Regions from separate parts of the Homo sapiens genome. Here region 1 is linked to region 2. The links are chromatin contacts, found by Hi-C or POLR2A ChIA-PET in ENCODE. All regions are on one chromosome and are shown on one strand. The core of a region is the stretch at or near the end of the contact, and the rest is flanking DNA. Distances in the headings are between cores, read along the strand shown.

Region 1 (5,749 bases), core at 1,703-4,202, 580 kb after region 2:
GTGTTTTCATGAATCTATGTAACTCACCAATTATATACCACATTTTCTTGTGGAAATCTATTTATTTTCTACAGCCAAAATGGAAGAGAGATTTTTCCTAATTTTTTCCCTGATAACATTCTAAAAGCTAAGCCTTGGAATTCTGTTTAAAATCACCCAGCCATAAGCACACCTGAGAAAATTTTTAAACTCACTCTGACAAAGGAACAAGTAAATGAGAATTCTTAACAAATGGAATATATGATTAGATTTTAATTTTTTTCTAAAACCCACTTCTTTTACACCCTGTGCAAATATTTTTGTGCCTTTTAAACTTTACTAATCAAATGCAATTTACAATTAAAAGAAGCTGAAGTCAAAATAAGTGAACAAATCTTTTCAAGGTGACAAACCCACAGAGGGACAGTGCTGATTAGAAAAGAGATGTGTCTGACCTATGTGTCAAGTCAGGCCGTTCAATCACTTGAAAGATTCTCCCACCCGCTCCTGCTCACTAAAGTTCTCAATGACCAACCTCTCAAGAGACACTACACTATGCCCCAGTGACTGCCCCAAGTGCATTTTACTTTGCAAGTTCTTGCACCATCTCACTGGGGTGACCTTTTTTTTGTCTTTTGGGATACTATTTTTTCTTTCACAAATCTTAGAGAATCCAGGGGGTAAAAATTATTTCTGCATTTTTCTCTCAATGTGTCTCCAAGAAATAGAAGCTGGGTTGGGTGAAGTCAATCTTTTTTTTTTTTTTTTGTATACAGTCTCGCTCTTTCACCCAGGCTAGAGTGCAGTGGCATGACCTTGGCTCACTGCAACCTCCACCTCCCGGGTTCAAGTAATTCTTCTGCCTCAGCCTCCCTAGTAGCTGGGATTACAGGTGTGTGCCACCAGGCCTGGCTAATTTTTGTATTTTTAGTAGAGATGGGGTTTCACCATATTGGCCATGCTGGTCTCAAATTCCTGACCTCGCGATCCGCCCGCCTCGGCCTCACAAAGTGCTGGGATTACAGGTGTGAGCCACCGCGCCCAGCTGGGTGAAGTCAATTTTAATGTCTCAAGGAGTTAGCTTTTCAAAGGAAGAGTACACCAGGAGACTGCACTCAGACCCTGGGTATCTACCTGCTCCCTTGATAGGATACACTTCATACCTCAGGTTGTCCTATGAGAGAAAATGACCCAGGAGCTGATATTCACTAGACACTCTAGCCAACATAGCCACAATGGTGGGCATCCTGGTTTATCCCCATACAGTACTGAAAACCCAGGACCAGGAAAAAACTGAAGAGTGGCTGATGACCCATCACACCATAAAGTCTCCAAACGGAAACCTTGACCCACCAATATTCTGATAAGAACTCTGTGCCTAGGGAAGATAAAAGGAAAAGAGACACAGAGATTTTTTTACAATATGGTGTCAGGGATTATTATTCACTTTCTTCTCATGGGAAATATTTACAAACAGAAGACAATTTTTTAAATAGTGCCATCCAATGTTTTGTGGAAGAATTATTAATTGAAATATAAAATGTACAATAAAGGACAAATAATTGATAATGTGTATCAGAGAGGGGAAGGTGGCATTTGGGAATGTCAATGACACTGGAAATTTAGTATTTTACTGTAAATCAGAGTTAATCTGGAAGAACAGGGAGTAAGAAGTAGACTTGAGACCCTGCTTGAGACATATGTGAAAAATGCAGGGGAAAAGAAGTCCCCTGTGGACTGTGAAAATGATTCAGTGGCAGGCAATTAGACTGAGGTGGCTCTAGTCCCTGGGGTCCTCCTTTTTAAAAAAATCTAACTAAAATTTCATTTTTTAGTAAATTACCACATCGGGGAAAACAAAATTCAGGCTTAACCAACTATAAACTGCCAATTAAATTCTGATCACATAACCAGAAAATTGCCAACACGATCGTACAAATTAAGAGACTATATAACTGTACCTAACCAATTACTAATTTGATTTTTTTATCATGCACCTTATAAAAGTCTTTTATTCAAGCTCCTCCCATGGACCACAAACTACAAACCATAGCTGAGTGCTCTACAATACTTGAACCACTTTTTAAGTTCTTTAATATTTTTGCGGTGACTCCTATACATCTTTTTTTTTTTTTTTTGAGACGGAGTTTCACTCTTATTGCCCAGGCTGGAGTGCAGTGGCGCGATGTAGGCTCACTGCAACCTCCGCCTCCCGGGTTCAAGCGATTCTCCTGCCTCAAACTCCTGAGTAGCTGGGATTGCAGGCGCGCGCCACGACGCCCGGCTAATTTTTGTATTTTTAAAAATTGAGACGGGGTTTCACCATGTTGGCCAGGATGGTCTTGAACTCCTGACCTCAGATGATCCGCCCGCCTCGGCTTCCCAAAGTGCTGAAATTACAGGCGTGAGCCACCACGCCCGTCCCCCCATACATTTTTAACAGAAAAAAAGAGGAACTGGGAACCCCACAGCCCAAAGCTCTTTCATGAACCCGCACCCCGAGTCAGGATTCTCCCCTGACAACCCTCCCGTGGTCCCTGCTCAATCTGGGAGAGACGCGGTGCTGCGAATGCAGAGCTGCCCAGAGAGGGCTCCAGTCCAGGGCACAGTCACTGCGCAGGGAAGAGACAGGACGCCCGGGCCGGCTGTCAGCGCAGCCGCCATCTTATGGCTGGAGGAACTGGGGCCGAGCTGGGCAAAAAGAACTGGAGCGCAGATTGTGGAGCTGACTACAGGGAGGCCTGAGTCCCGCCACAGCCGCTTCCCACCGGTTTCAACCAACCCCTTTCCCCCTCGGGATGGCGGACCTGGCACTCTCACCATTTCTAGGCTTCCAGGGGGTCCCGGCGTCTTAGCTGTGGATCTCCCAATACCTGCAGGCCACAGGGCCACAGAGGCTGGGCGTCCACGAGCAGAAAACACAAAGCAGGGAAAACAAGACCTAGAGCTCAGGCTGCAGCGAGAGACAAAGGCCCCGCCACATCCCGGAAGCCGCCCTATCCGCACCAGCTGCGTTCCTGATTGGACGGTTCCCAGCCCAGCGTCTCTGATTGGATGATATTTAAGGCACCTTCTTTTCAGGCCCTGAGTGACAGAAGATGTGATCAGATGCTGGGCTGAAAGAAGAGCGAGTGACAGCCTAGGCTGCAGCCTTTTCAGACAGGGCTTCCTTCCTGAGCTGAGCCAGGCTCACACCAGAGAGTATTTGCCCTTACCTTGTGTATCAATTTATATGCATTCAAAAATAATATATTATATGGCTATTCACAAATGAACAAAGTATAACAACAATTGTTCTAAAATTTTAGATTTTATGACCTTCCTGTATTCTGGTCCTTTGAACAGGCAATCCTCTGAAATAAAATGTGAGTCACAGGTGAATTTTAAATTTTCTAGTAGCCAAACTTTAAAAAGAAAGAAGAAACAAGTGGAATTGATTGTAGCAATTTATTTAACCCAATATATTCAAAATATTTTCATTTTAATATGTGAGCAATATGTAATTATTAATGAAATATAAATACATTTGAAACAAAATCTTTGAAACTAATTCTGTATTTTACCTTTCTAGCACATCGCAGTTCAGACCAGCCACATTCCAGGCACCCAGGAGCCACACATGGCCAATAGCTGCCACATTGAAGTACAGCTGTGATGTCAGTGGGGGTGGAGGGCCTGAACACCCCTTTTCTGCCACAGGTGAGGGGACAGCCTCTATTTATCAACGTCTCTTTTCAGTTCCGAGGGTGAAACAAATAGTGGCTATAGAAAAAGCTGATGGCAGCAGGAATAAATCACAGGTAAACCACTGCTTACCACCTGTTGCCCATCTTTCTTTCAGAGATCAGACAGTGAGCAAAGGATGATGGGCCACAGGAGAAAAAAAACTATGTCTTCAGATCTGTTCACAGTCTTGACCTTTAATGTTTACATAGGAAGAAAATAGATTAAAGGCAAACTTATTTTGCTATTTGACCTCGACTCTAATGTTCAGGCTGTGGTTACCTGTTTTCTTCTGTGGTGTGGGAAACTGAGTGAATATAAGCACAATCACATGCATACATGTCCACATGTATTTCGGCATTTCTTTTTTTTGAGATGGAGTTTCACTCTTGTTGCCCAGGCTAAAGCGCAATGGTGTGGTCTTGGCTCACTGCAACCTCTGCCTCCTGGGTTCAAGCAATTCTCCTACCTCAGCCTCCCGAGTAGCTGGGATTACAGGCATGCACTACCACGCCCGGCTAATTTTTTGTACTTTTAGTAGAGACGGGATTTCTCCATGTTGGTCAGGCTGGTCTTGAACTCCTGACCTTAGGTGATCCAACCGCCTTGGCCTCCTAAAGTGCTGGGATTATAGGCATAAGCCACCACCCCTGGCCATATTTCTGCATTTCTCAACATTATCTTACAAGACATCTAACTTTAAATCGGGAAAAATATCAGTACTTTTATGGTGCCCAATGTTAGAAGGTAACTAGTAATCAACCTGTTATTAAATCTTGGCATTCTATCTGCACTGGGTGCACATATTAGTTAACTATGGCAGCATAATGAACCATCCAAAACTGATTTGCTCATAATTGAAATGCTCAGCCATTTAGGCTGGGCTCAGTGGGGCCATTCTTCTGTTCTCAGCTGAGCTCCTTCAGACATGTATCATGAGCTGCTCATTGACTAGGAAAGCAGCAGCTGTGCTTGTAGAGGTGAGCTTCTGCTTCTGGGACTGTCAACAGGGATACCTTACTTCTCCTCTTCATAGTATCTTATACTCCAGTTGGCTAATATGGGCTTTTTTCTTTTCTTTTTTTGAGACGGAGTCTCGTTCTGTCGCCCAGGCTGGAGTGCAGTGGTGCGATCTCTGCTCACTGCAAGCTCCACCTCCTAGGTTCAAGTGATTCTCATGCCTCAGCCCCCTGAGTAGCTGGGACTACAGGTGCCCACCACCACACCCGGTTAATTTTTTTGTATTTTGAGTAGAGACGGGGTTTCACTGTGTTAGCCAGGATGTTCTCGATCTCCTGACCTCTTGATCTGTCCATCTTGGCCTCCCAAAGTGCTGCGATTACAGGCACCAGCCACCGTGCCTGGCCTAATATGGGCTTTTTTTCATGAATATGGCAGCATTCTGAAAGAAAAACAGAAGCAGGCCGGACATGCTGGCTCATGCCTGTAATTCCAGAACTTTAGTAGGCCAAGACAGGTGGATCACATTAGGTCAGAAGTTTGAAACGAGTCTGGCCAACATGGCGAGACCTCACCTCTACTAAAAATACAAAAATTAGCTGGGTGTGGTAGCATATACCTGTAGTCCTAGCTACTCAGAAGGCTGAGTCAGGAGAATTGCCTGAATCTGGGAGGTGGAGGTTGCAGTGAGCCAAGATCATGCCACTGCACTCCAGCCTGGATGACAGAGAAAGACTCCTTCTCAAAAAAAGAAAAAAACAGAGAAAAGAAAAGGAAAGAAAAGAAAAGCAGAAGCAGTCAAAACTGTTTGAGCCTAGGCTCCAAACCAACACATTGTCATGTTCTCAGGTTTCTACTGCCATGAGCAAATAAGGCCAGCCAGATCAAGCGTTTGGAAAATAGATTCTGACTCTTCATGGGAATGGCTGTAAAAGCACCTGTCAATGTACATGGATACAGGAGGGATGAAAAATTGCTACCATATTTGCAATCAGTATCCTTCTGCTTTTTTTTTTTTTTTTTTTTTTTTGAGATGGAGTCTCATTCTGTCACCAGGCTGGAGTGCAGTGGTGTGATATTGGCTCAC
Region 2 (5,958 bases), core at 1,773-4,272:
TTTTCTGAAGCCCACCTCTTTTATGCGCTTTGTAAATATTTTCTTACCTTTCAAGCTCTACTAAAAAATTGCAATTTAGAGTTAAAAAACTGAAGTCAATATAAGTGAACAAATCTTTTCAAAGTGACAAACCCAGGGAGTGGCAGTGCTGATAAGAAAACAGATGTGTCCGACTCATGTGTCAAGTTCAATCACTTGAGAGATTCTCCTACCCATCCCGCTCACTTAAGTCACTTAAGTACTCAATAACCACCCTCTCAGGAGACTGCTCTATGTTCCAGTAAGTGTCCCAAGTGCATTTTACTTTGCAATTTCTCGCCTCATCTCACCGGGGTCAGGGTTTCTTTTGTCTTTTGAGATATCACCTTTTTTTTTTTTTTCAGATGGAGTTTCACTCGTGTTGCACAGGCTGGAGTGCAATGGCACGATCTCGGCTCACCGCAACCTCCGCCTCCCGAGTTCTTCTGCCTCAGCCTCCTGAGTAGCTGGGATTACAGGCATGCACCACCACGCCTGGTTAATTTTCTGTTTTTAGTAGAGACGGAATTTCATCATGTTAGCTAGGCTGGTCTCGAACTCCTGACCTCAGGTGATCTGCCCACCTTGGCCTCCCAAAGTGCTGGGATTACAGGCGTGAGCCACCGTGCCTGGCAGAGATACTAGTCTTTTTTCACAAATTGTAGAGAATCAAGGGGTCAGAAATTATTTGTTTTCAACTCAATACCAGCATTTGATTGGGTGACCAGCAATGTGGCCCAAAGAAAGGAAAGTCGGGCTGGGTGAACACAGTCTTAACATCTGAAGGGGTTAGCTTTTCAAACGAAAAGTACACCAGGAGATTCCTCTCAGCCCCAGGGAATACACCTGCTCCCTTCAGAGGCTACACTCCATACCACAGGTTGTCCTATGGGAGAAAATGACCCAGGAATTAATATTCATTAGACAGTCTTGCAGACATAGCCATGACTGATATCTTGGTTTATTCACAGACAGTACTGGAACCCAGGACCAGGAAAAAAACTAAAGGGTGGCTGAGGACACATCACCCCACAAAAATTCCAAGAAAAACCTTGATGCCAAAACATTCTCATAAAATCTCTATGCCTAGGGAAGATAAAAGGAAAAGAGACAAAGATTTTTTTACAATACAGTGTCAGAAGATTATTCCTTGCTTTCTTCTTATGGAAAATATTTATAAACAGAAAACAAATCTTTTTAAATGTGCCATCCAATGCTTTGTCAAAAAATGTTTAATTAAAATACAGTATCAAAAATGTACACTAAAGGACAAATAGTTAATAGTGTGAATTAGGGAGTAGTGGGAGTTGGCATTTGGGATTGTCAGGAGGAAATGGAAATTTTGTATTTTACTGCAAGCCAGAGTTAGGCTGGAGGAATGGGGGGCGTGGGAGTAGATTTGAGACCCTGCTTAGGACACCTGTGAAAAATGCAGGGGAAGATCAGTTTTGTGTAGGGAGTGAAAATAGTTAAGTGGTAGGCAATTCGACTGAGGTGGCTGTAGTCCCTGAATTCCTACTTTTAAAAGATCTAACTCAAGCCGGGAGCCGTGGCTCACGCCTGTAATCCCAGCACTTTGGGAGGCCGAGATGGGCGGATCACCCGAGGTCGGGAGTTCAAGACAAGCCTGACCAACACGGAGAAACCCCGTCTCTACTAAAAATACAAAATTAGCCGGGCGTGGTGGTGCCTGCCTATAATCCCAGCTACTCAGGAGGCTGAGGCAGGAGAATTACTTGAACACGGAGGCGGAAGGTGCAGTGAGCCGAGATCGCGCCACTGCAGTCCAGATTGGGCAAGAAGAGGGAAACTCCATCTCAAAAAAAAAAAAAAAAAAACAAAAAACTAACTCAAATGCTTTTTTTTTTGTAAATTACTACACTGGGGAAAACAAATACAGGGTTAACTATTAACTGGAATTAAGCTCTGATTACATAACCAGGAAATTTTGTAAGCTGAAGATGGAAATTAAGAAACTACGTAACCCTACCTAACCAATAACTGAATTTGCGTTTTTGTACCATGCGCAAAGTCTTTCCTTCAAGCTCCTCCAAAGGACCACAAACTACATCCCACAGCTGGGTGCTTTACAATTTTAGAACCACTCTTTAATTAAATTCTTTAATATTTTGCAGTGACTCCCCTTTTTTTTTTTTTTTTTTGTTTGAGATAGTCTCATTGTGTCAACCAGCCTGGAGTGCAATGGCACAATCTTGGTCTCCTGGGTTTAAGCGATTCTCGTGCCTCAGCCTCCCACATAGCTGGGATTACAGATGCCTGCCACCACATCCGGCTAATTTTTGTATTTTTAGCAGAGAGGGGGTTTCACCATGTTGGCCAGGCTGTTCTCGAATGCCGGACCTCAGTGATCTGCCCGCCTCCCAGCAAACTGCTGGGATTACAGGCATAAGCCACCGCGCCCGGCCACTCCCATAGATTTTTAATAGGAGAGAATGGGAACTGGGAACCCCACGGACCAAAGCTCTTCCCGCTCATGAACCCGCATCCCGAGTCACTATTCTCACCTGACGCCCCTCCCATGGTTCTTGCACAATCTGGGAGAGACTGCGGAATTGCGCGTGCAGAGCTCCCCAGACAGGGCTACACGTCAGGCACAGTCACTGCGGAGGGAAGACAGGACGCCCGGGGCCCGGCTGTCAGCACAGTCGCCATCTTATGGCTGAAGGGGACTGAAGCCGAGCTGGGCAAGGAGAATTCCGGGCGCAGATTGTGGAGCTGACTGCCGGGAGACCTAAGTCCGCCACGGCCACTTCTCACGGTTCCGACCAGCCCCTCCCCCTCTCTGGGGATGTCAGACTCGGCACTCTCACCATTTCTAGGCTTCCAGGGGGTCCTGGAGTCTTAGCTGTGTATCTCCCAATATCTGCGGGTCACAGGGCCACACAGGCTGGGCCTCTAAGAACAAAGGACACAGAAATGAAGACGAGACCTGGAGCTCTGGCTGCAGCAAGAGCCAAACGCCCCGCCATATTCCGGAAACCGTCCTGTCGCTCCAGCTGCGTGCCTGATTGGATAATGTTTAAGACCCGCCCTCTCAGGCCCTGAGTGACAGAGGGTGATCAGTTGCTGGGCAGAATGAAGCGTGACAGCCTAGCTGCAGCCTTTTCAGGCAGGCTTTCCTCCGAGCTGAGCCAGGCCCACCCTAGAGGGTGTTTGCATTGAACCTTGTGTGTAAGGTCATATGCATTTATAAATATACTATATGGCTAGTCACAAATGAAAAGAATATAATAACAATTACTTTTAAATTTTAGCTTTTATCACCTTCCTAGCTTCTGGTCCTTTGAGCAGGCAGCCTGAGATTTTAAAAAGGAGGCAGTCCTCTGAAATAAAATGTGAGCCACATGTGAATTTTTAATTTTCCAGTAGCCAAACTTTAAAAAGAAACATGAAACACGTGGAATTGATTGTAATAATGTAACTAACCCAATATGTTTAAAGTATTATAATTTTAATATGTGAGCAATGTGAAAGGAAAATATCTTGGGCCCCCAAAATTACTAAGGAAAACTCAAGCTGGGAACTAAAGGCCAATCAGAAACTCAAAAGAATTTGAGTCCACCTATCTGTGACCTGGAAGCTCCCTCCAGCTTCGTGTCTTCCTGCCTTTGCTTCAAGTTGTCCCACCTTTTCAGACTGAACCAATGTACTTCTTACATATATTGATTGATGTCTCATGTCTCCCTAAAATGTATAAAACCAATATGTTCCCTGACCACCTTGGGCAGGTGTCCTCAAGACTTCCTGAAACTATGTCATAGGCGTGTTCTCAACCTTGGCAAAATAAACTTTCTAAATTAACTGATGTCTCAGATTTTCTGGGGTCACAGCAATATGTAATTATTAAGGCACTATATATATTTTTGGAACTAAATCTTCGAAACCAACTCTGTATTTTACTTTTCTAGCAAATTGCAGTTCAGACCAGGCACATTCCAGGCACCCAGGAGCCACACATGGCCAACAGCCACCACGTTGAAGTGCAGCTCTGATGTCAGGTGGGTGGAGGCCCTGAACATCCCTTTTCTGCCAGAGGTGAGGAGACAGCCTCTCTCTACTAACATCTATCTTCGGTTCTGAGGGTGCGATAGATAGTGGCCATAGCAAGGGCAGAGGGCAGCACAAATAAAATAACCACAGGTAGACCACTCTTTGCCACCTGTTGTCCACCTTTCATCCAGAGATCAGACAGTGAACAAAAAATTCTGGGGCCACAGGAGACAGGAGAAGAAAACTCTATGTCTTTGGGTCTGTCCACAGTCTTAACCTCTAACTTTAAGATATGAAGAAGGCCGGGCGCGGTGGCTCACGCCTGTAATCCCAGCACTTTGGGAGGCCGAGGTGGGCGGATCACGAGGTCGGAAGATCGAGACCATCCTGGCTAACACGGTGAAACCCTGTCTCTACTTAAAAAATAGAAAAAATTAGCCGGGCGTGGTGGCGAGCGCCTGTAGTCCCAGCTACTCTGGAGGCTGAGGCAGGAGAATGGCTTGAACCCGGGAGGCAGAGCTTGCAGCGAGCCGAGATCGCGCCACTGCACTCCAGCCTGGGGGACAGAGCGAGACTCCGTCTCGGAAAAAAAAAAAAAAAAAAAAAAAAAAAGATATGAAGAAAATAAATTAAAGGCAAACTTATTTTGCTGTTTGGCCTTGGCTCTAATGGTCAGGCTGTGGTTATCTGTTTTTTTCCTGTGGTGTGGGGTACTGTGTGAGTATAAGCACCAATCACACACATACATGTCTACCTGTATTTCTGCATTACTCAACATTGTCTTAGGAGACATCCAACTTCAAATCGGGAAAAAAAGAAAAGAAAAGTCAGTATCTTTAGGGTGTCCACTGTCAGAAGGTAACTAGTAATCAACCTGTCATTAAATCCTGGCATTCCATCTGCACAGGGTGCATGTATTAGTTAGCTATTGCAGCATAACAAACCATCCAAAACTTATTTGCTCGTAATTGAGATGGTCAGCCATTTAGGCTGGGCTCAACTGAGGTCCTTCAGACATGTATCATCAGCTGCCTTTTCACTATTTTTATTATTATTTGGGAAATTATTGTATTATTATTTATTATTATATTATTATTATTTGGGAAAATAGCTGTGGGATGATTTTAGAAAATCAAAGCTCAATAACATTATTTATTTTCATCATAAAAAATTTGAAAATTTGTAAAAGAAGAAAACTTTAGAAAAATTAAATTTAACAGTTTAAATGAGCAAATCATGATTTGCAAATCGGGTAACCTATGGATCCAGAGTAGGCTCAGAGAGACTCCAACACAGCCACATGTTGGTAAAATTTTTATGAACCAGAAAAGCAAAATGACATACAGAAAATGGAAGTGAGGTACAGAAACAGCCAGATTTATTACAGCTTAAGATATGTCCCATTTGAACATTAAGTTTACTATGTAAAAAAACAAAAAACAAAAAACAAATCCTATTAGCCAAAATTAAACATAAGAGGGAAGCTTTAGGCTACAACTAATTTAACAATTTCTCCCTTTTGTCATCTTCTCAAGTTTGAGACCAAAACTTTAGACATTAATATCACTTTGTCACCATCAAAAATGTACTTATTTAGACTCGAATCTCACTGTGAAACAGCAGAACTGTGGGTTTGTAAAGTGGAAATAAAAACTTCAGCTTATTATTTTGAAATTATTTTTATTTGTTTTTTAAAGTGTTAGAGTACAGGGGACCTCCTTGTGTTGAAATCTGCTATTTAGAGAAGAAAAACAAAACCTGGCCAGTTTTAGAATCTACCTGTTGCCTTAAATTTTTAGTTTAATTATGTCACATCCAGCATGAGTGACTCATTTTGGTTTGGTTTGTTTGGACCTAGTGCATAAGCTCAGTCCAGAATTATGGCCTCCAATAGTTTTCTTTAAAAAATTCCCCGTTTGGTTAAGTTCT

What was found. Hi-C counts contacts between places; a loop is a spot of excess contacts on that map. ChIA-PET counts read pairs that join two places held with the same protein, here RNA polymerase II (POLR2A). Pooled maps may share reads with other maps.
Region 1: a loop to region 2 is called in a map of CD4-positive, alpha-beta T cell, with 2.7 times the contacts of the local background. The contact joins the promoter of ZNF85 here to the promoter of ZNF429 in region 2. A Hi-C loop is called at or near these places in 3 of 168 maps with a recorded cell type or tissue (CD4-positive, alpha-beta T cell and naive thymus-derived CD4-positive, alpha-beta T cell), 11 of 37 single-sample maps with no recorded cell type and 17 of 50 pooled maps. POLR2A ChIA-PET finds 5 or more read pairs at or near these places in 12 of 52 experiments (AG04450, CD4-positive, alpha-beta T cell, CD4-positive, alpha-beta memory T cell and 8 more).

The regions. Positions count from the first base shown.
Region 1 is chr19:20,920,454-20,926,202 of GRCh38, reverse strand. It overlaps ZNF85 (zinc finger protein 85), which reads right to left and starts at 2,952. Exons shown (of 4, transcript NM_003429.5): 1 at 2,800-2,952. The coding sequence starts at 2,802.
Region 2 is chr19:21,502,666-21,508,623 of GRCh38, reverse strand. It overlaps ZNF429 (zinc finger protein 429), which reads right to left and starts at 3,022. Exons shown (of 4, transcript NM_001001415.4): 1 at 2,850-3,022. The coding sequence starts at 2,852. It overlaps LINC00664 (long intergenic non-protein coding RNA 664), which reads right to left. Exons shown (of 11, transcript NR_037194.1): 11 at 5,386-5,958. RefSeq lists enhancers at 2,037-2,638, 2,334-2,693, 2,704-3,023, 2,639-3,241.